2 separate regions of the Homo sapiens genome follow, and region 2 is linked to region 1. A link is a loop called in an ENCODE intact Hi-C map of the cell type or tissue named here. Cell type or tissue: B cell. All regions are shown on one strand. Links, peaks and the distances in the headings refer to the core of each region. The heading gives the core; the rest is flanking DNA.

Region 1 (11,072 bases), core at 1,383-9,382:
GGCCTTGCAAGACGGCTTTGTAACTACCAAACTCAGGGGATGCTGTACTGAGTCACTGCTCCCCCTTTCTTTATTCCCCTGAGGAAACCTGCTTGCTTTAAACTCTTAGGTCCCTTCAAGATAGCAATGAAAAGATTACATGGAGAGACCTCCATAAATACTACCTTTGTTTCCTTGTTCTTCATCCCATTCAGAATTACTTACTGCTTTCACCACTCCAGTCCTGTTTTGGACTCTTGGACACACTGCCTTCCTCTCTAGCTCATGGTTGATTTTCACATAGAGCCCCACCCTCCTGTCCCTCTCCCTCATTGTGGACCTTGATGCTGTGGGGTTTATAAGATTTTACTGAGAAAGTCAGGTTTTCCCCATAGGCGGCCATCTGGAGCATCCTGTCAAAATCTCTGAAATTAGAAAAGCATAAGAAGATAACACAGGGGAAAAGTAGCATCTTTTTTTTTTTTTTTCTCATTTTTTTTTTAAATTATACTTTAAGTTCTAGGGTACATGTGCACAATGTGCAGGTTTGTTACATATGTATACATGTGCCATGTTGGTATGCTCCACCCATTAACTCGTCATTTACATTAGGTATATCTCCTAATGCTATCCCCCCACCTCCCCCCACCCCACGACAGGCCCCAGTGTGTGATGTTCCCCTTCCTGTGTCTCCAGTGTTCTCATTGTTCAATTCCTACCTATGAGTGAGAACATGCAGTGTTTGTTTTTTTGTCCTTGCGATAGTTTGCTGAGAATGATGGTTTCCAGCTTCATCCATGTCCCTACAAAGGACATGAACTCATCCTTCTTTATGGCTGCATAGTATTCCGTGGTGTGTATGTGCCACATTTTCTTAATCTAGTCTATCATTGATGGACATTTGGGTTGGTTCCAAGTCTTTGCTGTTGTGAATAATGCCACAGTGAAAAGTAGCATCTTCAAATCGGAGAGTGAAGTAATGTTTTTTGGAATACCCATTATGCACTAAGCATTGTGTAGGGCAGTCTCCATCCCCACAACAACTCTGTGTGTTTGTATTTGTTCCCATGGTAAAAGAACTTGCTCAGGCTCACACACACACACACACACACACACACACACACACACAGAATGAGTGACCAAATCAGGAATCCAACTTCTCTTTGGCTTCAAAGCCTTTGACTTTCCTACTCCATCATACTGCATTCCTGATCAGAGCCAGTTTTGTGACCTGTAGAGCAGCTAGTGTTCAGTGGTGATTCTTACATCATTACCTACATTGGTATTTTCAAATGGATTGTTTGGAAATACTGTATAAATAGTCCAAACATTTTAGGACTTGTAGAACATAAAGGAAAAATAGGGAAAATTTGAGAGAGGCTTATTCCCTAAAGACAACAAACAGGATCTTGTAAAACACTGATACCTTAAATAGATCTATAATATCCTTTTGAATAATACTATGAGACAAATGTTGTTTAAATTTTATACCCCAGTCTTATAATTTTAGGTTTTGGAAGGAATTTAGAGAGACTGCTATCCATAAATGAGTTGTTACTCTTTTCAGAGCACAACTAGCCCACTTCCCCTTCTCATTAAGTTTCCATTTAGCCATTAGGTGGGAGCTTCAAAAGGGAAAATCCAATCATGTATAATCTCTAGTTAATGGGCATCTATTGAGCGACTGGATCACCAGAAAGAATAATTACACAGTACCTCTTTGTGCAGTAAGCACAAAAATCAAAAGCTAATGCATTCCCAAGGCAAGCCAGATTGTTACTGGCTAACAGCATCCTCCTCTTCAGGGAGAAGGTTGGGGCACCCGCTATGCTTGCTAGCAGAGATTGCAAAGCCATTCCAGAAAAACAAGGCTATCAGGGGAGGAAAGACGAAGGCAGGGGGGCTTCCAAGGCTTTGCTACTTCTAATTGCGGATTCCTTGGGGTGCATTACTGAATAGCAGACCTTCTAGTAAATGTTTTGTGCAATCATCGGAAACCTCATGGGTCTTTGGAATTTCTTGTCACAAGTACAAAAACAGTGATGACGGAGGTTGAGCCTCAGCCTTACTCCCACAATTTAGCCTTTTTTTCTAAGCACACCCAACCTTTGTAAATAATGACTTTATGCTTGCTTTTGTCTAACCACTAACTTTATCGATTTATGAAAGATGAGCACATCTCCCTTGACCCAAAATGGCATGTGTTAGCCACAAAGCCAAATAGTTCTTGGGTTTGTATTGGTACACTCTAGTTTGGGTTTTCAAAATTATTTATTGTAGTTATTTAGGATTTGCAAAACTTGGTATAATTCAAATAACCTGTTTTTCCCCCCCTAGAACACTTCAGTTATGGAAGATCAAAATGAAGATGAGTCCCCAAAGAAAAATACTCTTTGGCAGGTAGGAATGACGGCGCACAGATTAGATAGCAACTGACTTACTGTAGATAGGATGCTCCCTCAGTTAATGTCCTCAGTGGAATCAAGAGCCAAGCATTTTGTTTTCTTTTGTGCAGTTTTGCTAGTTTCAGAATCCACCCTAATTTATCTTCATTCCATAGGGAATTGTCATTACAAATATGCTAAATAATTTTGGAGTTTCCACAAAGATTCTGAAGTTGGCTGTAGCCTAAAATGTTCTGTCTGTGGCCTCTGCCTAAGCCAAAGATGGACAGTGATGGCATCCTTTGTCACCAGAATGGCACCATGCCACACACCAGTGTATACATGGATGACCTTTTCTCCTTTTGCTCTCAACCTTTACTCTTCTCTCCCATTTCCATTGGTTTGCCTTTTCCTTTTAAGCTTGTCTCCTTCTCCCTTGGCTCTAGTTTAAGGTTTGCCAGTTTTCTTCCCAATTTCCCAGGTTGTGTGTGTGTGTGTGTGTGTGTGTGTGTGTGTGTGTGTGTGTGTGTGTGTGTGTGTATGTGTGTGTGGTTGGGGGTTTGGGGAGCAAGCAAAGTTTCACGATTTGGTGGTTTATCAACCATGCTGGTACACATGGCTTTCCCCTTCATGAAGACAGGATTAAAAGCAAAACAAATCTAAATCTGAAGATAATAATGTAAAAATAAATTCTCTGGGTTCATTTGATTTGAAACTGAAAAGATAGATTAGTTAGCAGGAACAAAGTGCATCCAACACATTTAAGAGGAAATGAAGCAAAGAAAAACAATGCTAGGAAGAGCTTGCTGGGCTGAGCACGTGGCTGGAAATAGCATATTGAAAATGTGCTATAGAATAGTGCACATGCTGTTATTTTCTTCTTAACACTGTGTACAGACTGAGTTTTGTACCCTCCACGTTTATTATTTTGCAGTGGGATGCTCTTCATTTACTATGATTTTTCAATTGGCAGTGGTTCTTCACACTTTAGCTTTCAGTTTTTCTTTCATTTATCTTTCAGTCAACTAGTTAATAGTTATACAAACACTCTAGGGAGGCCAGATGATTAGGAACTTATCTGTAAATAAAATAACACTTTTGTTTATCAAATGAATTAATGGCTGTGAAAGTACTTTGTAAATTATAAAGCAGTACACAAATGCAAGTTGTTATCATTATATTTAACCTGTTATGAACCATTATTTTGGCAAGTTATTTGGAATCAAATATAGAAATAAAGGGGGAAGGAAAGCATACATAGTTTTTTTTCTTAAGATAAGGCACTTTTGAGATTTTGATGTATATCCTTTACTCTGTCATGGTGTGTTCCCCTTGTCATGAATTACTGTGATCATAATGTTTTATAAAATCCTGGATCTTGCCTTTTGTTTCTTGATATTATTTCATAAGCATGTTCTGTTGCTATAAAAATATTACTTTTTTTTTTTTTTGACGCAGTCTTGCTGTGCACCCCAGGCTGGAGTGCAGTGGTGCAATCTCAGCTCACTGCACCCTCCGCCTCCCAGGTTCAAGCATTTCTCCTGCCTCAGCCTCCTGAGTAGCTGGGATTACAGGCGCCCACCACTATGCCTGGCTAATTCTTTTTGTATTTTTAGTAGAGACAGGGTTTCACCATGTTGGCCAGAGTGGTCTCGAACTCCTGACCTTAAGTGATCCAGCCAACTTGGCCTCCCAAAGTGCTGGGATTACAGGCATGAGCCACCATGCCTGGCCAAAATCTTACTTTATATGCTAGTTTTAGTGGCTTACATTATAGCTCTTAATGGTGATGAGTTAGAATTTGTTTTAAATAGTTGCCTGTAATTGGGCAGTTATTTCTAACTTTTCCTTGTTATATTGTGGTGGACATTCTTATGCTTAAAGCAACTTAGATGCCCCTTATTCTTGCCAATATTCATCACAGCAAAGACTTTTCATCTCTGTTTTGAACTCTTATTTTTTGGATCTGTTAAGACTCAAATGTCTTAGTAAAAGCAAAATTTCAAAATCCTTGTTCAATGCTTCCCCCTGGTGGTACCTGGTGTCAGTGAGCTTTTCCTCACCCAAGATACAAGGGAAGAAACATTCCTCGACAGTGGGGCGCTAGGATAAATTGAGTGGAAGATAGATGCCTTCCCATCTCATACCTCTAAATATGGACATAAGAACTTCAGACAAGATTTTGTGTGAAGGAAAACTGAAGACTCCTTTGGATATTTATAAAGGATGTTTTCTCTGGGATGGATTTAGTCCACTTTAAGTTAGGGGACATACTGATAGTGAAAGCTCTTGGTTCATTCCATGTAAGACTCCTGAGATAAGTTCCTAACGGAATTAATAGGTATTTGTAATTCAGCTCTTCAGTTCTTAGAATTATCTTTTGTGTTATTTTTTCTGGTATTATGTATGAGGAGGCTGTCAGAATAGTGGTCAATAGATAGCTTGACAAATGTTTGACAAAAGTATTGAGGTTATTTTGTTTTTAGACAGGGAGGTTACTGCACTTCATAGTAGTTGTGGTTTGAGTCTAGTGATTGAGATTATTTTTAATGTTACTGTCCAGATGCAGTGTATGTAGTTTCAGTTTTAAAAAATATGTACTGATTTTATGTAAGGACTTGTAGGAAGATTTGATGAGAAATGCATTGTTAGTATAAGAGTCTGTGAGTTGTCCATAAACCACCTACGTAAGATGCAGAGCTTTTCAGGTATACATGGTTTATTTACCTTGGGTCACTTTCTGAGAAGGTAATCAAAAGAAGGATGGGAAAGTCTAAACCGTTCTGCCAGATTAGTAGCCCTGGGAAAGTATGGAGGAGATTGAAACTGTTGGGTAAAATGAAGCTTTTTGGATTGAATTGCTTTCAGGTTTCAACACAACACAGCTTATCTTTGTTATATAGACCTGTGGTTCTCAACATGTGGTCCCTAAAGTGTAGTCTCTGGACGGGTGGCATCAGCATTGCTGGGAAACTTGTTAGAAATAGAAATTCATGGGCTCCACTCCAGACTAATAAAACCGAAACCTCTAGGGTGGGACCCAGCAATCTGTGTGTTTAACAATCCCTCCTGTTATTCTGATGCTAGCTCAAGTTTGAGAACCATTAGCATAAATGTATGTAGCATTAACTTTGAACTTTGAGGAAGTAAAACAAACTGTTAATAATCAGTTGCCACTTTGCCAAGTTGAGCAGTTTCTCTAAGATGGTTATCTCCAGCATTAGCTATCTTTGGAGATGATAATTCATATATATCCCGTGTATAGAGATACCCAGTATATACCTTTGGAGCATCATTTTGTAGTAAGCATTGGAAAATGATAATTTAAGGTGCCTTTTAGAAATAGCTACAATTTTGGCATTTCCTGTAGTGACTAATTTGAGGACACAGACCCTGAATACATTTTTAATTCCTGAATGAATTAGTAAAGGAATGAGTTTGGCTTTAGGGTAAAAGTGGCATTTTAAGATTAAATACACAGGGTGAAAAATATTTCTAATGAAATATTAATTAGGTTTCTTTCCTTGTTAAACTAATTTTTTTTTTGTTTTTCTAAAATAGATAAGTAATGGAACATCATCTGTGATCGTCTCCAGAAAGAGGCCATCAGAAGGAAACTATCAAAAAGAAAAAGACTTGTGTATTAAATATTTTGACCAGTGGTCTGAATCAGATCAAGTGGAATTTGTGGAACATCTTATTTCACGAATGTGTCATTATCAGCATGGACATATTAACTCTTACCTGAAGCCCATGTTGCAGCGGGACTTTATTACCGCTTTACCAGGTAACTGTACTTGTCTTTTCAAAAGCTGAGCAGTTGAAGAATGCCCGGCCCAAGGACCTAGGTGGATATTTATGAAATGATTGAATGAGTACTGTGTGAGGCAGCATTTCTTTGGGACGCATACTTTAATATATGGAACTCGAGGAATTATAATTTAGTATCTATCTAGGAAATATAGGCAGTATCTTTAATAATGTTCATTCCTGGCCAGGCGCAGTAGCTTAACAGCTGTAATCCCAGCACTTTGGGAGGCTAAGGCAGGTGGATCACTTGAGGTCAGAAGTTTGATACCAGCCTGGCCAACATGGTGAAACCCTGTCTTTACTAAAAGTACAAAAATTAGCCGGGGGTGGTGGCAGATGTCTGTAATCCCAGCTACTCAGGAGGGTGAGGTGGGAGGATAGCTTGAACCCAGGAGGTGGAGGTTGCAGTGAGCCGAGATCATACCACTGCACTCCAGCCTGGGTAACAAGAGCGAGACTCTGTCTCAAAAAAAAAAAAAAAAAAAAAGTGTTCATTATTGGTCATAACTGTTGCTTCATTTGGTCTGTTGAATGAGTTAATGATATGCTTTTTATTTTGATGTAGTTTAGAGTCTGCACTTTGCCTTTGTATGTAATTTTAAAAAAACTGGTACTCTTTTCCCTTCAAACATAGTTTGTATGTTTGGGAAGTGTCCCAAAAGTTTAGGGCATTCATTTGTATCTGAAGTGGCACTTAAGGAATGGCAAAAATACATTGGGAAAACTGGTAGCATGTCTTTATTATATTTCTCAAAAGCTGTTTCTGCATCCTCTCCCTCACTACTGTCTTCCCATATATGTCTCATACACACATAGGTGTGTACATGCACGCGCGCACGTGCACACACACACACACACACACATCTGGTTAAATTTACTTTGATTTTTAAAAGTAGACTTTATATTTTTAGAGCAGTTTGAGGTTCAGATCAAAATTGAAGGGAAAATGCAGAGAATTCCCATATTCACATAACCCGTTCCCTCAGCCTGCCCCACTATCAGCATTGCACAGCAGAGCAGTACATTTGTTACAATTCATGAACCTAAGCTGACACATCATTATTACCCCAAATTCATAGGTTACATTAGGGTTTACTCTTGCTGTTATTCATTTTGTGGGTTTGGTCAAATGTCTAATGACATATATCTGCCTTAAGAGTCTCCTACAGAATGGTTTCACTGTGCTCCACCTATTTATTTCCCTTTGATTTTTAAAAAATAATTTAAAATTTGCTGTGTTCTGTACCACCTTTTTGTTTTTCTCAACGAGGTGGCATCTTGCTGTGTGGGCCAGGCTGGCCTTGAGCTCCTGGGCTCAAGTGATACTCCTACCTCAGCCTCCTGAGTAGCTGGTACTACAGGCATGCACCACTGTGCTGAACTCCCCTTTGAATATGATTAATCATGAATTTTTTTCTGTTTCTATATTGTTTTTTAAAAAATTCTCAATTTAAATTTGGCTAGGTAAGATATAGAGATTTCACTCCTATAGAGAATGCTGGCCAGAATGTTTTCCTCTGATGTGGCCAGTGTAGTGTGTGGTTAAAATTGCCATGTCAAAATAAGCCTAGAAGTAGCCAGGGATGAGCCAGTACCATTACCACAACCCTAGCCCTTGTCAGAGCTACAGGATAGCTTCTTAAAGAGTAGCTCCTCCCTTAGCCTATCTGTGATTTATAGAACATCAGGACTCCGTGTTCTAAGTACTTCCACAGCAAACAAGACTCATGTTCTAAGTACTTCCACAGCAAACAAGACCCAGGCTCAGGCCTCAGGCCTGAAACCTGAGGCTGCAAATTGACAAACCAGCTTCTGATTTCTAATCTCTCTTCCAAAACGTGTAAGTTTACCTTCTACAATGGGAGTTTTAAGGATATTTGAGAGTTAGCTTAGAAAAATTTGACACTGCCGTTCTTTTTATGCTGAAATCTAGCATGACTTGCTCATTTCTTCCATTAGAATCTCTAGGAAAGCAAAACGTAAATCCTCTCTTTCTAGAATCATACTATTTAATTGCTGAAGGGGATCTTAGCCATCACTTAGTCCTGTTTTTCATTGTGTAGATTAGGAAGCCAAGGAGAAGTTAATTGGGTGAGATGCCCAGAATCACACATCTTGATTATAGTGGTGGTGATGTGAATGATGGTAGGGGTTGGTTCAAAAATTAGTACAACGGCTAAGGAAAATTCCTTAAATTGGCCCCAAGTACTGAATGTAAGGATTACAACTCAGTTCAATAATTCTCACTTTTAATTATGAGGGAGGGATCCAGGGAGGGGGAGATGGAGACATGCTTTTGATTGCGTGAGAGAGAATTACAGGTGAATGGAAGTAAGATGAGGCATGTACATATGATGCAGCTTCTCTGTATGTGCAGAACTCAAACCCAGAAACCTATAGAATCAGACTGCATCTCACACCAAGAAAAGACAGAGTCTTTTTTTAAGTTGGTGATTGTATTTGTCCCTCATAAGTGATTTTAACTGATGAGAGGATGCCTTCATTTTTCTCAAGCAATTCAATTTATTGTTTGTTTTCCACCGTTTTGGTTTTATTTTCTTCCCTGTAATTTGCTTCTCAAACGTTTTAGAGGGCCAGGGAACTCACCTTGTATTTGCAGAGTAGCCACAAGGTGGCACTGTTGAAGTTCTCTTGATTTTTCAGAGTATAGTTCAGAGGCAACCCCATCTCTTAGGGAGTATACAGCCTTGGAGAAGAAGCAGAACAGATGAACATGTGTTATGTATATAAATATGGTTAGTATAATTGCATACAATTCAGTTTTCATTACAGCGAATGTTAAGGCATTGTCCATATCTCTGTTAAAGTGGAATTTTGTGGTATTGAATATTACATGAAATGAATGGACCATTGGCTGGGACATGGAAATACTTTAGTTAAAATGCTATTTGTTTTAACAGGACTTGATCTGAACATATATACATATGTCAGTGTATATCATACATATGAATCTAATAGCTGAGGACGAGCTGGCCAAGTTGATTGTGTTAGTTAGTATCTAGTAGACCTAGATTAAACATGGCATTAGTTCCTTAACACAGACTCTGCTTTAAGAGCATCACAGGAGAAACAGGTCTGTGTCCATGTTCATACTTAGATTTAATAATGTGTGGAGCAACTTATGAATCATTATACTAGTTTGGTGTTTCATTTTTACTGTACATCATCTTGAGTTTGAGGTTTTTACACTATTGAAATTGACAGTCAACTTACGACTTCATTTGATTGTGAAAACCATTAATTCTGTAAAAATTATAATTATAGCTTTTAAATGCTTGCTGTGAATATCATACCTGTCAGTATAGGGAAAATGGAAAATGTTTGTGGTCTCTGGCTCCTTTTGGCTCAGTGGAAAAAGTGATAATTATGATATGCCTTTCTAAAAATCATAGTAAATGTTTAGTCTGCAATGTCAATTTCTGCAGGCTGAGTTTGCGGTTTGTAAGAACTGTTGTTAATGGGAAAATTCATACCATGTAAAGTAGGGACAGATTGTACTTCAAAAAGGATGATAAGCATTGGTGATCGGTTTGTTGAGGTGTCTAAGCAATTAAGAGTTTTGAAACACTTGGCTGTCTGGCCCTGGTTTATTCAATTGTCTTATCCCCAAGAAAGGATGATAAGCCATTATGGACCATAAATGTGACAGAGATTAGATTAAAAGTCCCAGGAGATGTGGAAGAAACAGAGCGTAGATAAGGCTTTAGGATGGGTACACGGCCAGAGCAGCGTGACAGGAAAAAGCATGGGTGCTGGAGTCACACAGGCCCTTGGTTTGAATCCTAGCCCTTACACTTTACAGCTGTGTGGTCCCACTTTCTGGAGCCTCAGTTTCCTCCTCTGTGTGGGAATAATAGTAATACTTTATGGGTATTGTGTGAGGATTAATGATAATATGTTATAATATGCCTGGCATCTATTGGGTACTCTGAGGATGGCAGCTTAAGAAAAAGCCCAGAGAGGCAGGAAACACCTGCTTCTCCAGAGGTAGTAAGATTTATTGGTAGGAAATTTTAATTATTCACCCACTGATTCCCGAATTGATTCATTCTGACATCATATAGGTGTCTGTCACTTTGTTGTTTTGTTTCCTGGGTGTTTTATGGAAAAAAGATGTTAGACTTTGTGACCTGAGCTTCTTTTCACTTCATTTCTGTCTGAAACCTTAGGTTGGTGTTTTCCAAGTGAAAGGCATCCGTTGAGGGACTGTTGCTGTTAGCAATTGCATTGTTTTCTTTTAAAACGTTTAGAACTTCAGATTTTACAACTAGATTTGTGACTAGGGAGGGGGAAGGGATAACACGGGTGGGTGGGAAAGGAAGTTTCTTTGCAGCTGCTCTTTGAAATGCATTTCTAAAATAATAAAAGTTTCTGTAATTGTATGATCTAAGCAGCTGTGTTAAAACTGGTTGTAGTCAAGGGCATTTAATTGACATTTGAGTTTTGATACAGTGTTATTTACATATTGAGCTTTGAAATTTGTGCCTTTTAATTGTTTTAATTTATTATTGAAGTTTTTCCAGACTTTCATCTGGTTCCTGTAATTAACAACAGCAGCATGTCTTCAGCACTGTGTGCGAAGTATTATGGCCTCAATTTTCTGAGGCTGTAATGTGTCCTCTTGTTGCCTTAGGAAGAGGGGGTGGTGGTGAGAGATGGGGGAGTCTCAGCATGATAGAGTAATGAGAGCCAGACATAGGTACTTCAGAAAATGCTTAGTTTTAACACCTCAAAGCACTTTTTAGCCCAGGCAAATGGACCACCTTATTCAGTAACCTCTTTGTCCTGAATAGGCTTGAAACCAGAAAGTTACATGCTCTGCATGGCTCCTGAGGGTGGCCACTCTAAGGTACCTGAATAGAGATTGTGTGATTCCTG
Region 2 (11,072 bases), core at 1,938-9,937, 57 kb before region 1:
TGTTCATATTTGCCTGTTTCATAAATATATTTTAAATTAATAGTCTATTTTTAGAACAGTTTTAGATTTACAGAAACTTACAGAAAAATTGAGTAGGTTGTACAGAATTCTCAATCCCCCTTACCTCCCCAACACTCCCCAGTTTTCATTATGATTAGCATTTATGTTAGTGTGATACATTGTTACAATCAATGAACCAGTATTGATGCATTATTATTAACTAAAGTCCAAGATTTATTCAGATTTCCTTAGTTTTTACTTAATGTCCTTTTTCTGGTCTATGATCTCATCCAGGATACCATCCTTACACTTTGCTGTTGTGTGTCCTTAAGCTGCTCTTGGCTGTTATGGTTTCTCAGACTGTCCTCTTTTTTTATGACCTTGACTGTTTTGAGGAGTACCACTCAGGTACATTGTAGGATGCCCTCTATTGGAATTTGTCTTTAGCTTTCCTCAAATTATTGCATTAGCTTGTCTTTTGAATTCAGGATCCAGACTTAGGTCACAGATTGCTTATAGTGAATAGTTTCTTATATCTCTTTGAATCTATAAAAATCGCCTCTCCCATCTTTTTTTCCTTGCCATTTATTTATTGAAGAAGCTAGGTTGCTTATTTGTTCTGTATAACTTCCCACTTTCTGGGTGTTGCAGATTATGTTCTCATTTGGTCTACATATTTTGTTCCTCTTTGTATTTCTTATAAATTTTAGCTAGATCAGAGGCTGGTTAGATTCAAGTTCAGTGTGTTTTTGCCTCAATTAAAAAACAGAATGAAATAAAACCCAAAACAAACCTGTGATCTTTCCACTGTGCCACAGTACTCTCTCTTTTGTGATATTCTGTATTCTTTCCAAGTAAGTGGTCCTTGAAAGCACAGTACTTCTGTGCATATGCGTTCTTCTGAGTTAAAGCCTACACAGTTTATTTATGATAGATGGTGAAGCAATAACCTGGCTGCTGGAATGTCCACAGGTGGTTGTTAGTTTGCCAAAGTCAATGATGACACATTTCATGGCACTAACAACTGGTATTAAAGTTTTAGTCCTGGCCAGGCACGGTGGCTCACGCCTGTAATCCCAGCACTTTGGGAGGCCGAGGTGGGTGGATCACCTGAGGTCAGGAGTTCAAGACCAGCCTGGCCAACATGGGGAAACCCCATCTCTACTAAAAATACAAAAATTAGCTAGGTGTGGTGGTGGGCGCCTGTAATCCCAGCTACTTGGGAGGCTGAGGCAGGAGAATCACTTGAAGCCAGGAAGCGGAGGTTGCAGTGAGCCAAGATCGCGTCATTGCACTCCAGCCTGGGTGACAGAGTGAGGCTCTGTCTCAAAAAAAAAAAAGTTTTAGTCCTATAGTTTTAACTTTTTTTTTTTTTTTTTTTTTTTTTTATGAGACAGAGTCTCACTCTGTTGCCCAGGGTGGAGTGCAGTGGCATGATCTTGGCTCACTGTAGCCTTGACCTCCGGGGCTCAAGCGATCCTCCTACTTCAGCTTCCCTAGTAGCTGGGACCAGAGGTGTGCGCCACCACACCCGGCTTATTTATTTATTTATTTATTTATTTATTTATTTATTTTTGTAGAGACGAGGTCTCATTGTGTTGACCAGGCTGGTCTCAAACTCCTGGGCTCAAGCAATTCTCCTGCCTCAGCCTCCCCAAATTCTGGGATTACAGGTGTGAGCTGTCCAGACTGGAATGCAGTAACAGTTTCGGCTAACTGCAGCCTCGACTTCCCAGGCTCATGTGATTTTCCCACCTCAGCCTTCAGAGTAGCTGTGCTACAGGTGTACACCACCACGCCCAGCTAAATTTTTGTATCTTTTGTAGAGACAGGGTTTCACCGTGTTGCCCAGGCTGGTCTCAAACTCCTGGGCTCAAGCAATTCTCCTGTGTCAGCCTCCCAAAATTCTGGGATTACAGGTGTGAGCTGTCCAGGCTGGAATGCAATAACACAATCTCGGCTCACTGCAGCCTCGACTTCCCAGGCTCAGGTGATTTTCCCACCTCAGCCTTCTGAGTAGCTGGTGCTACAGTTGTACACCACCAGGCCCAGCTAATTTTTTGTATCTTTTGTAGAGATAAGGTTTCACTGTGTTGCCCAAGCTGGTGTTGAACTCCTGTGCTCAAGCAGTCCACCCTCCTTGGCCTGCCAAAGTGTTGGGATTACAGGTGTGAGCCACCATGCCCAGCCTCCCTATAGTTGTTAATTTTCAACTTTTCCCTTTTTCTCAGTTCAAAAATGTAATAAATTTTTTTTTTTCCTCCTCACTGCCTGCAAAAACGTAATGACTTTTGCTGCTGGTAACATATACAGAAACCTTAGTTTATTTCAGAAAAAGGATTTGAGTGATTACAGTGACATATACAGTGTAGGAAGATTAAAAACAAAATAAGTGGGAAAATGAAGATGAAAGGAAAAATAGGACAAAAAGATGAAGTCAGGGGTAAAGTTACATACAACGCATGGAAAAAGGGTCTTAAAGGAGGGGCACAGATGAGACTCTGCTTGTAATAGTAGTACTCTGTTTCTGCAGTAGTTTATAAGACTTTTGTAACCTTAGATGATAAATATATTCCTTTGTGAGAAGTTCCAGAGTGTTGTTTTCTGTCCATATTCATGTGTACACATGCAAAAAGCATCTGTAAACCTATAGATTGACTTTATTGTTGCAGGTGTTAAGCCATAACTATCTGCTGTTAAGACTGGGTGCTTTCAAGTGGTGTGTACTGACAGCACAGTGTGAGAGATTTAGAGGAACTAGACTAGAAAAATATTTTAAGAACATGGACAAAATGGTCTATAAAGTCTGTAAGGTCCCTTTCAGCTCCAGCATTTAGCGAAATTCCTTGCTTCAAGTCGTGAGAACTCCCCTTTTCCAGTTGCCTGCAGGATTCAAACAATGTGAAGGGAATCAAAGACATCCTTGCTGTGCAGCAAGCAGCAGGAGTCCCTTACTCTAAGGCTGTCCTAGCCCCTGCCTGAAAGACAAATTAATTTCTTAGAGCCCAGTGGACTGTAAGGCACACATTTTATTTTTATTTGAAACCAAGGTCAGCTTAGGATATAAGAACAATGAACTATATGAAGAAGAGCAAGTGTAAACTTTACTGTAAAATTAAGGGATGATAAAATGTGCCACTTTATTATCTTTGACAACTCGCTTTTCATGCTGTTCTTAGCTAAAGAAGCAAAATTTTTATTACCATTGTTTTCCAAATCTCTGTGTGGGCGTATGTATATAAAATTAAAACACTACTAACTTGGAACATGTATTTATTTGGTGTAGGGGCCTGTTAAGTCTTTGAAAATAAATGTTGTATGTATTCAAGAAATGAGTAGTGTTTATAAAATAGTAGAGGGCTTGTTTAAATGATGTAAGGTTTGAATTTGTATTAGTTTGTTCTCATACTGCATAAAGAGCTACCCGAGACTGGGTGGTTTATAAATATTAAGAAAAGAGGTTTAATTGGCTCACAGTTCTGCATGGCTGGGAGGCCTCAGGAAACTTAGAAGCATGGTGGAAGGGGAAGCAGGCATGTCTTACATGGTGGCAGGTGAGAGAGGAGGAACTGTCAAACACTCATAAAACCATCAGATCTCCTGAGAACTCACTCACTATACCAAGAACAGAATGGGGGAGACTGCCTCCATGATCCAGTCACCTCCCACCAAGTCCCTCCTTCGAGGGATTACAATGGGAGATGAGATTTGGGTGGGGACATGAAGCCAAAACATAGCAGAATTCAAAAGATTTTTTAACAGGGCCAACTTTTATTCTGCAGGTACTTTTTCAGAGCTCTCAATGAGACAAGTAGCATGTTAGATGGACTTTCAAAGTCTTTGGAAGTGTTAAGTCTACAAAAGATGTTAAAAATACCACTAATTAAGCCAGGCGTGGTTGCTCATTCCTGTAATACCAGCACTTTGGGAGGCTGAGGTGGGCAGATCACTGGAGGCCAGGAGTTTGAGACCAGCCTGGCCAACACAGTGAAACCCCGTCTCTACTGAAAATAGAAAAAATTAGCTGGGTGTGGTGGTGCACACCTGTAATCCCAGCTCTACTCGGGAGGCTGAGGCATGAGAATCACTTGAACCTGGGAGGCAGAGGTTGCAGTGAGCCGAAATCATGCCAGTGTACTCCAGCCTGGGTGACAGAGCGCAATTTTGTCTGAAAAACAAAAACAAAAAAAGCTGCTAGTTAAGTTTTAATACTCTTGAAGGCAGTGGAACTGCATTTATTTAAAATGTTTCATACTTTAGGAATTTAGCCATCTTTTTCCGTTTAGCAAACCAGGAAATAATTTAAGCAATATGGCTTTATTTGCAGAAATAATTTTTAATACCAGAATATATAGTTTTGAGAATTTTTGTCTATCAAAGCATTTAGTATACTTGATGTTTAGTAAACTTTTTTAAATGACTAAGCAGTTTAAAATGAAAAAGATAAAATAGAAATATGATGTAGTCTGACTATAATTGGGTCAAACCTTTATTGAGAGAAGATACATTTCTCAGGTCATCTTCCAGAAAGTGGTATCTCTTCTTAGAAAAAAATGAGAATGTTCATTACATCAGGAGAAAAAGTTTTCCCTTCCATACATTCTTTTTTTTGGGGGGTGATGGGGGACAGAGTCTCGCTATGTTGCCCAGGCTAGAGCGCGGTGGCGTGATCTCAGCTTACTGCAACCTCTGCCTCCTGGGTTCACATGATTCTTCTGGCTCAGACTCCTGAGCACCTGGGGTTACAGGCATGTGCCACCACGCCTGGCTAATTTTTGTTTTTTTAGTAGAGACAGGGTTTCACCATGTTGGCCAGGCTGGTCTCAAACTCCTGACCTCGTGATCCATCTGCCTCGGCCTCCCAGAGTGCTAGGATTACAGGCATGAGCCACCACGCCCGGCCCCTTCCGTGTGTTCTAATGTTCTTTTAAAAACGTAGTCAACTTTGCCCTCTGTTAAATGAAAGTAGGGTAAGGATTTTGGCTTGGTATATTAGAGGACAATCAGGATCTCGTTGTGCACATATTTCCAGAAATTCTCTGATTAAAGTCTTTTGACTCATGATGGTGGGTAGAAGGAGCAGGAAGCGATGCAGCCAGCACTAGTGTCTTAGATGTTAGGGAAGGGGAAGTTGGATTAACTGAGGGTGGGGACAGGGGCACTAGTATAAATGAGAGCAGATGTCTCTCAGTTCCTAGAAAATGTCTAAAAAACAAATTGGGGTTTTAGTTTTGTCACCTGGAAGACCTCTCAGATGTCATGCGGTATGGACTATATACTGTCACATATTTAGAAGTAGTAACTTAGAAGATACTTAGGAGTTTTCTGACTGGAGATCATCTGTTAGCTATCTAGAAGCCAGAAGCATTGAAATGAATGGAGGAGAGTGTCTTTGTTACCTCAAAGTGCAACCAAATTCTTTTTTTTTTTTTTTGAGACAGAGTCTGGCTCTTTCGCCCAGGCTGGAGTGCAATGGCTGATCTCCGCTCACTGCAAGCTCCGCCTCCCGGGTTCGCACCATTCTCCTGCCTCAGCCTCCCGTGTAGCTGGGACTGCAGGTGCCTGCCACTGTGCCCGGCTAATTTTTTGTATTTTTAGTAGAGACGAGGGGTTTCACCGTGTTAGCCGGGATGGTCTCGATCTCCTGACCTCGTGATCCGCCCACCTCGGCCTCCCAAAGTGCTGGGATTACAGGCGTGAGCCACTGCGCCCGGCAACCAAATTCTTATAGCTGTCCTAACCCTACCTGCTCTCCACCTTCATTAGGAGAATGGTCTACTACAGTCAGGGGGCAAGTTGCTATGATAAGATCCCTAAGTAACTGTGGAAATGCCAATATTCTGTTTAGAGGTGGCTCAGAGGAGAGGGAATGGAGAAGTTTGAGCTGTCAATTGTATGGCCTCATCTGAAAAAATATGGCAGCCCAAAAGAATAAAATAAAAATCACCTGTGTTTAATTCCAGATTTATATGTGTGTGTGTGTGTGTGTGTGTGTGTGTGTGTGTGTATATATATATATATATATATATATATATGCATTTTTTTTTTTTTGAGACAGAGTCTCGCTCTTGTTGCCCAGGCTAGAGTGCAGTGGCGTGATCTTGGCTCACAGCAACCTCCGCCTCCCGGGTTCAAGCGATTCTCCTGCCTCAACCTCCTGAGTAGCTGGGACTTCAGGCGTACCCCACTACACCCAGCTAATTTTGTATTTTTAGTAGAGACGGGGTTTTTCCATGTTGGTCAGGCTAGTCTGGAACTCCCAACCTCAGGTGATCCGCCTGCCTCGGCCTCCCAAAGTGCTGGGATTACAGGCATGAGCCACCATGCCCGGCCTATGTATATATTATATTTATTAAATGAACATGGGATCATAATGTAAGTCCTGGTTTGTTGCCTTTATTCACTTAGTGTTTCTTGAATTCTTTCCGTGTATTGTAACTTTCTTTCTATGCATTAAACTTCCTTTAGTGTCTGTAAATATATTCGTATAGCATGATTTCTATTTAGCAGAAACACAATAGTTTGTCTTATGGGTAATCCCTAATCTGTGGAACCTGTCCCTTTGGTTAGCATTTTCCCTTTGCTATTATGAACAGTGATGTGAATGACATCTTCTTGGCTATATTTTTGGACATTTCTTTATTTTGTCTCCTTGATAAAATTTCTTACATGTGAAATTGCTGAGTCAAATGATGTGCATGAGTTTCAAGTCTTGACTATGTATTGCAGAGTTGCATACCAGAGATTGTATCAATCAGCAATATAGATGAGTGACAGGTAGATAAAATTTGAAAATAAATCAGGGAAACTTGCTGCTCTACGGAGTTTAATGTCAGGTAAAGGAAGTGACGGGCAATTATAGATAAGGGAAGAAAGCAGGGATTTTAGAGTCAGATAGAATGCAGTTTTGCCATTCTTGACCTCTGGCAAGTGATTTGATGTCTGTGGTCCTTAGTTTTTCTTGTCTGTAAAACTCAGCTGCTTGTTTGGCCAGAGGTGGTATGAGAGTTAATGAGTACGGTATAGCCATAGGGTACTCACTTTGTACCCCCTCCCAATTTATCCTTCTTTGTTAATTTTCATGTCATTTAACATTTTTATTGAAAAAGATTAAACTTAGGGTTGAGAGGTCTCGCCCTAGTCCTGAACAACTTTCCTAGTTGGACCACAGCTGCTAACCAACAAAGGCCCAGATGTACTTAGGTGTTAAATTATCTCCAGGCTCAGGATTTATGGATCTTGGAAAAACCTCATTGGGATTGGGTTCAGACTGATTTAACCTTGAGCTTGCTGGGGGATTCTGTTCCCCCTTGGCAGCTGAACCTCACGCTGGTCCTAGTACAACTGAGGATCCATGTGGCTATGCCGGAAATAGATTATTTTGTTACATCCTGTTCTCTGTCATGCTGCTTAGAATAGAGATTCCACTTCCCACCTCAAACATCTAATTCTTTCCTCCTCCAGCTTCTGTAAGAGCTCTGAAAAACTTGGTGACATTTTTGAATCATGGGTGGTAGTTGTAAAGTGGACAAGGATGATTTTTTTTTTCCTTTGGATTTCCTCAGGAATAAACCATTATGATTTTGATGTTTCCAAGGGCCACTAGGTGAAATATTTTTCTAGCACTGAGCATTTAAACACATTTTAAACTGTGGATGTTTAAGATGGACTCAAAATTAATTCCTGGTAAAAGAATATGTTTTTATTTAAATTGTGTATTAGTCCGTTCTCATACTGCTGTAAAGAACTATCTGAGACTGGGTAATTCATAAAGAAGAGGTTTAATTGACTCACAGTTCTGCAGGCTTAACAGGAAGCATGATTGGGAGGCCTTAGGAAACTTACAATCATGGCTGAAGGCAAAGGGGAAACAAGCATGTCTTACCACGCTGATGCAGGAGAGAGGGTGAGAAGGGGGAAGTTCCACACATGTTCAAACAATGAGATTCTGTGAGAACTCACTATCGCGAGAACAGCAAGGGGGACGTCTACCCCCATGAGTCAACCACCTCCTACCAGGCCCCTCCCCTGACACGTGGGGATTACAATTCGAGATATGATTTGGGTGGGGACACAGAGCCAAACTACATGAATATGTTGTGAACTGCCCCATTAAAAAAAAATTGTCAAGTTACTCTTTATAATTAAACAAAATAAGTCATCACTTAAAATTATACTTGGTATTATTAAGGTATTAATATGAGTACTAGGTGGTCATTGGAGAAAAATCGGAAAATATGGATGAATAAAAATTTGAAAAGAACATTACCCTTCATCTCTCTACCAGAGAGATTACAGTGAAGATCCATTTTAGTTTTAATGCTTTTGGGTACTGATATCTTTTTTTTTTTTTTTTTATTTTTAAAGACAAGAGTCTCACTCTGTTGCCCAGGCTGGAGTACAATGGCATGATCTCAGCTCCCTGTAACCTCTGCCTCCTGGGTTCAAGCAATTCTCGTGCCTCAGCCTCCTGAGTAGCTGGGATCATAGGTGCGTGCCACCTGCCTGGCTAATTTTTTGTAATTTTTAGTAGAGACAGGCTTTCACTATGTTGGCCAGGCTGGTCTCAAACTCCTGACATCAAGTAATCTCCTGCCTTGGCCTCCCACAGTGCTGGGATTATAGGCATGAGCCATCTTGCCTGGATGGGTTCTAATATCTTACCTTAGAATAATTCAAGATGAAAATTGTTTGGACATTAATTAAAAAAATTATAGTGGTGTTTAAGCAAAGTTTGGCCTCTGACTTTGAGTCCTGATTCCACTACTTTTGGGCTGTTCTTGAATCTAAAAACTTGGCAGATAGTAAATTTTGGTTTTCCTCATTCTTCTCATCCTTATTTTTTTTCTCCCCTTCCTGCCTACTTCTCTGCATCCCCTTTTCTTCCCTTAACATATATCCCAGCCTGAATATACCCTGTGATATAATATTATGACAAGAACATAATTCTAGAATACAGTTGCTAAGAATTAAAATGTAAACTTTTTGGTTACATGTCACATGTTTACTATCAAATTCTGTTATAATAAAATGCCATTATAAGGAAAAGAAAGTATTTTGCACATTAGGGTAATGGGCCAATATTCAGTTCTATAAAAGGTTATAGAAAATGCCTTAAACCGTGAATTAACTTTTATTTAACAACCTGATTGCTACATTGTGATTCTTGGTTTTAAAAACAATGCATTTATGGTGGTGAGAGTGCTCTTTCTTATAGGTTGCCATCAGACATTAATAGTGGAAGCCTAGGTTCTGAATTTTAGAAGACTCTTCTGAATGCTTTGTCCTTACTTTAATTACAAACACTGCTGCTTCTTGAAAAGCAACAGGCTGAGAGATGAGACACAATAGGATAATTCCTAAGTTGGGTTAACTTTAATGCTTAGTTTATTTGGCAGTCTTCAGCAGAAACTGAATGGGGACTCTAGCTGTCAAGTCTAGGTTTAGAGAGCTGGAGTTATGTACTCCCCTTGAGCCCACCTATTGTCTGATTCATCAAGACCCAGTCCTCACTCATGGCTAGAGATTCCCAGTGGAAAGGGCATTACTGCCAAATGGTTACCCCATGAAATTGATCTTTTATTTCTCTTCTTCATCATTATCATGGCACTCTTTGTTTGATATTCTATCAGTAGGGCCTGGTGGAAGTTTTGTGGGGGGAGAAAAAAGGACCTAGACTGAGTATGAAAGTTGGTAAGTGCTGGTTCTTGTGTCTACTCTTTGTAGCCCATCTGAAAGAAATTGCATTGTTTGTAAAACAAAAATGAGCTGCTATCTTATAGATTCTCGAAGAGACTTATCCTTATTTCTCTGCAAATCATGCTTGGCTGCAGCTGCCAAGGGTCATTCCTTTGCTTAAAACAGTTTAATAGCTGTCTCATCATTGTCTGTAGCAGTGATTTGAATATTAAAATTTTGGATGTCTCACTTAAAGGAATTTAACACATTCAGAACACTCTGGTCTTTAACAAAATCCGTAATATAATATCTATAAAAACATCCTTGGTTTTTGTACTATCTGCTTACACTCTTTGTCATTGGGTTACTGTTGAGCAGACTTCTTTTATCGTTTGCGGCAAATATTCTCCACGAGTTCTAGAAAACATGGGATATTTCTTTGTTGCTGGCTTGATTTGGCTTGGCTTTGGCTTGATGTTATGCTTCACCCCTTACCTCTTAATCTAAAAACCTCCATCCCCTGTCCACCTCCACCTCCATCTCTGTGTTGCATGATCTGTTTCTATTCCTCTCTGACAGATATTGTACAAACTGTGTATCTGCTGAGTTGCAGAAAAAAAAGTCATTCACATTGATGTAAAATTGGATGACACAGCTGAGAAGCATTGGGCCAACTACTGATGGGCTGTAGCACAGAGTTTAAGACCTGTTGTTCTACGGGATTAAGTCACAAGTTTGATAGAGAGACCTCTGGTCCCTCCCTGTCTCTCTAATTAAGCCTTTCTCATCTCACACTTAAGTATTTTAATGCTAAATTAATTGCAGATACTTGCATAGGATGTTTCATTTTTTACCTCTTTGGCTTTGCTTATGCTATGTATTCTTCTTGGAATGTCTTTCTCTTTTTCCCCTGGCTGCCTCCTACTTACCCTTTATGAATTAGTTCAGGCATCCTCTTCCTTTGGGTGGGTTAAGTTCATATTTGTGTGTGTATGTATATATATATGTGTGTGTGTGTGTGTGTGTATGTGTATTTACATTATAAGTTTAAGATTGCCTTCTGTGAGCTCCTGGAGAATAAAGAGAATGTCTTAATTGCTTTACTATGTGCAGATAGATATAAGTTCAGATAAGTTTTTTGGTTAATGGAACAGCCACTCAACTTGATTACTTCAATCATGATGACAGGAGTGAGAAGAAGCTGGTAATGATTCTGTGGGAAGTGGATTAAATAAAAAGATTGGTGGTGGGGGGAGTTATAGAAAACCTATAATAAGGCAGATTTCTAAATCAGAGGTTATAACATTAGAGAGATGATTAACATAAAATACCTCTTTGGGGAAATTTTAAAAGAACTGCTTCTTTGAGAAGGAATCAGGGCAGGAGATTCAAAA

Evidence for each region. Peaks named below come from ENCODE experiments on the same cell type or tissue, not always from the same donor. Only the 100,000 strongest peaks of a DNase experiment are listed, where the experiment ranks them.
Region 2: it touches region 1 in a loop (1.8-fold over the local background); 5 of 110 quality-filtered maps call a loop at or near these places.

Annotation. Positions count from the first base shown.
Region 1 is chr5:171,905,650-171,916,721 of GRCh38, reverse strand. It overlaps FBXW11 (F-box and WD repeat domain containing 11), which reads left to right. Exons shown (of 14, transcript NM_001378974.1): 3 at 2,317-2,379; 4 at 5,925-6,150. Among named protein-coding and RNA genes, the nearest start is that of FBXW11, 95 kb to the left of the region's middle. In B cell, for the core only: CTCF peaks have their summits at 4,181, 4,386 (motif pointing left), 8,572 and 8,776 (motif pointing right); DNase peaks (open chromatin) are centred at 4,381 and 8,811; H3K27ac peaks cover 2,085 bases.
Region 2 is chr5:171,962,819-171,973,890 of GRCh38, reverse strand. All of the region lies in intron 1 of FBXW11 (F-box and WD repeat domain containing 11), which reads left to right. Among named protein-coding and RNA genes, the nearest start is that of FBXW11, 38 kb to the left of the region's middle. RefSeq lists enhancers at 7,804-7,853, 7,832-8,126. In B cell, for the core only: no CTCF peak of the experiment used is centred there; DNase peaks (open chromatin) are centred at 4,640, 5,140 and 7,940; H3K27ac peaks cover 7,168 bases.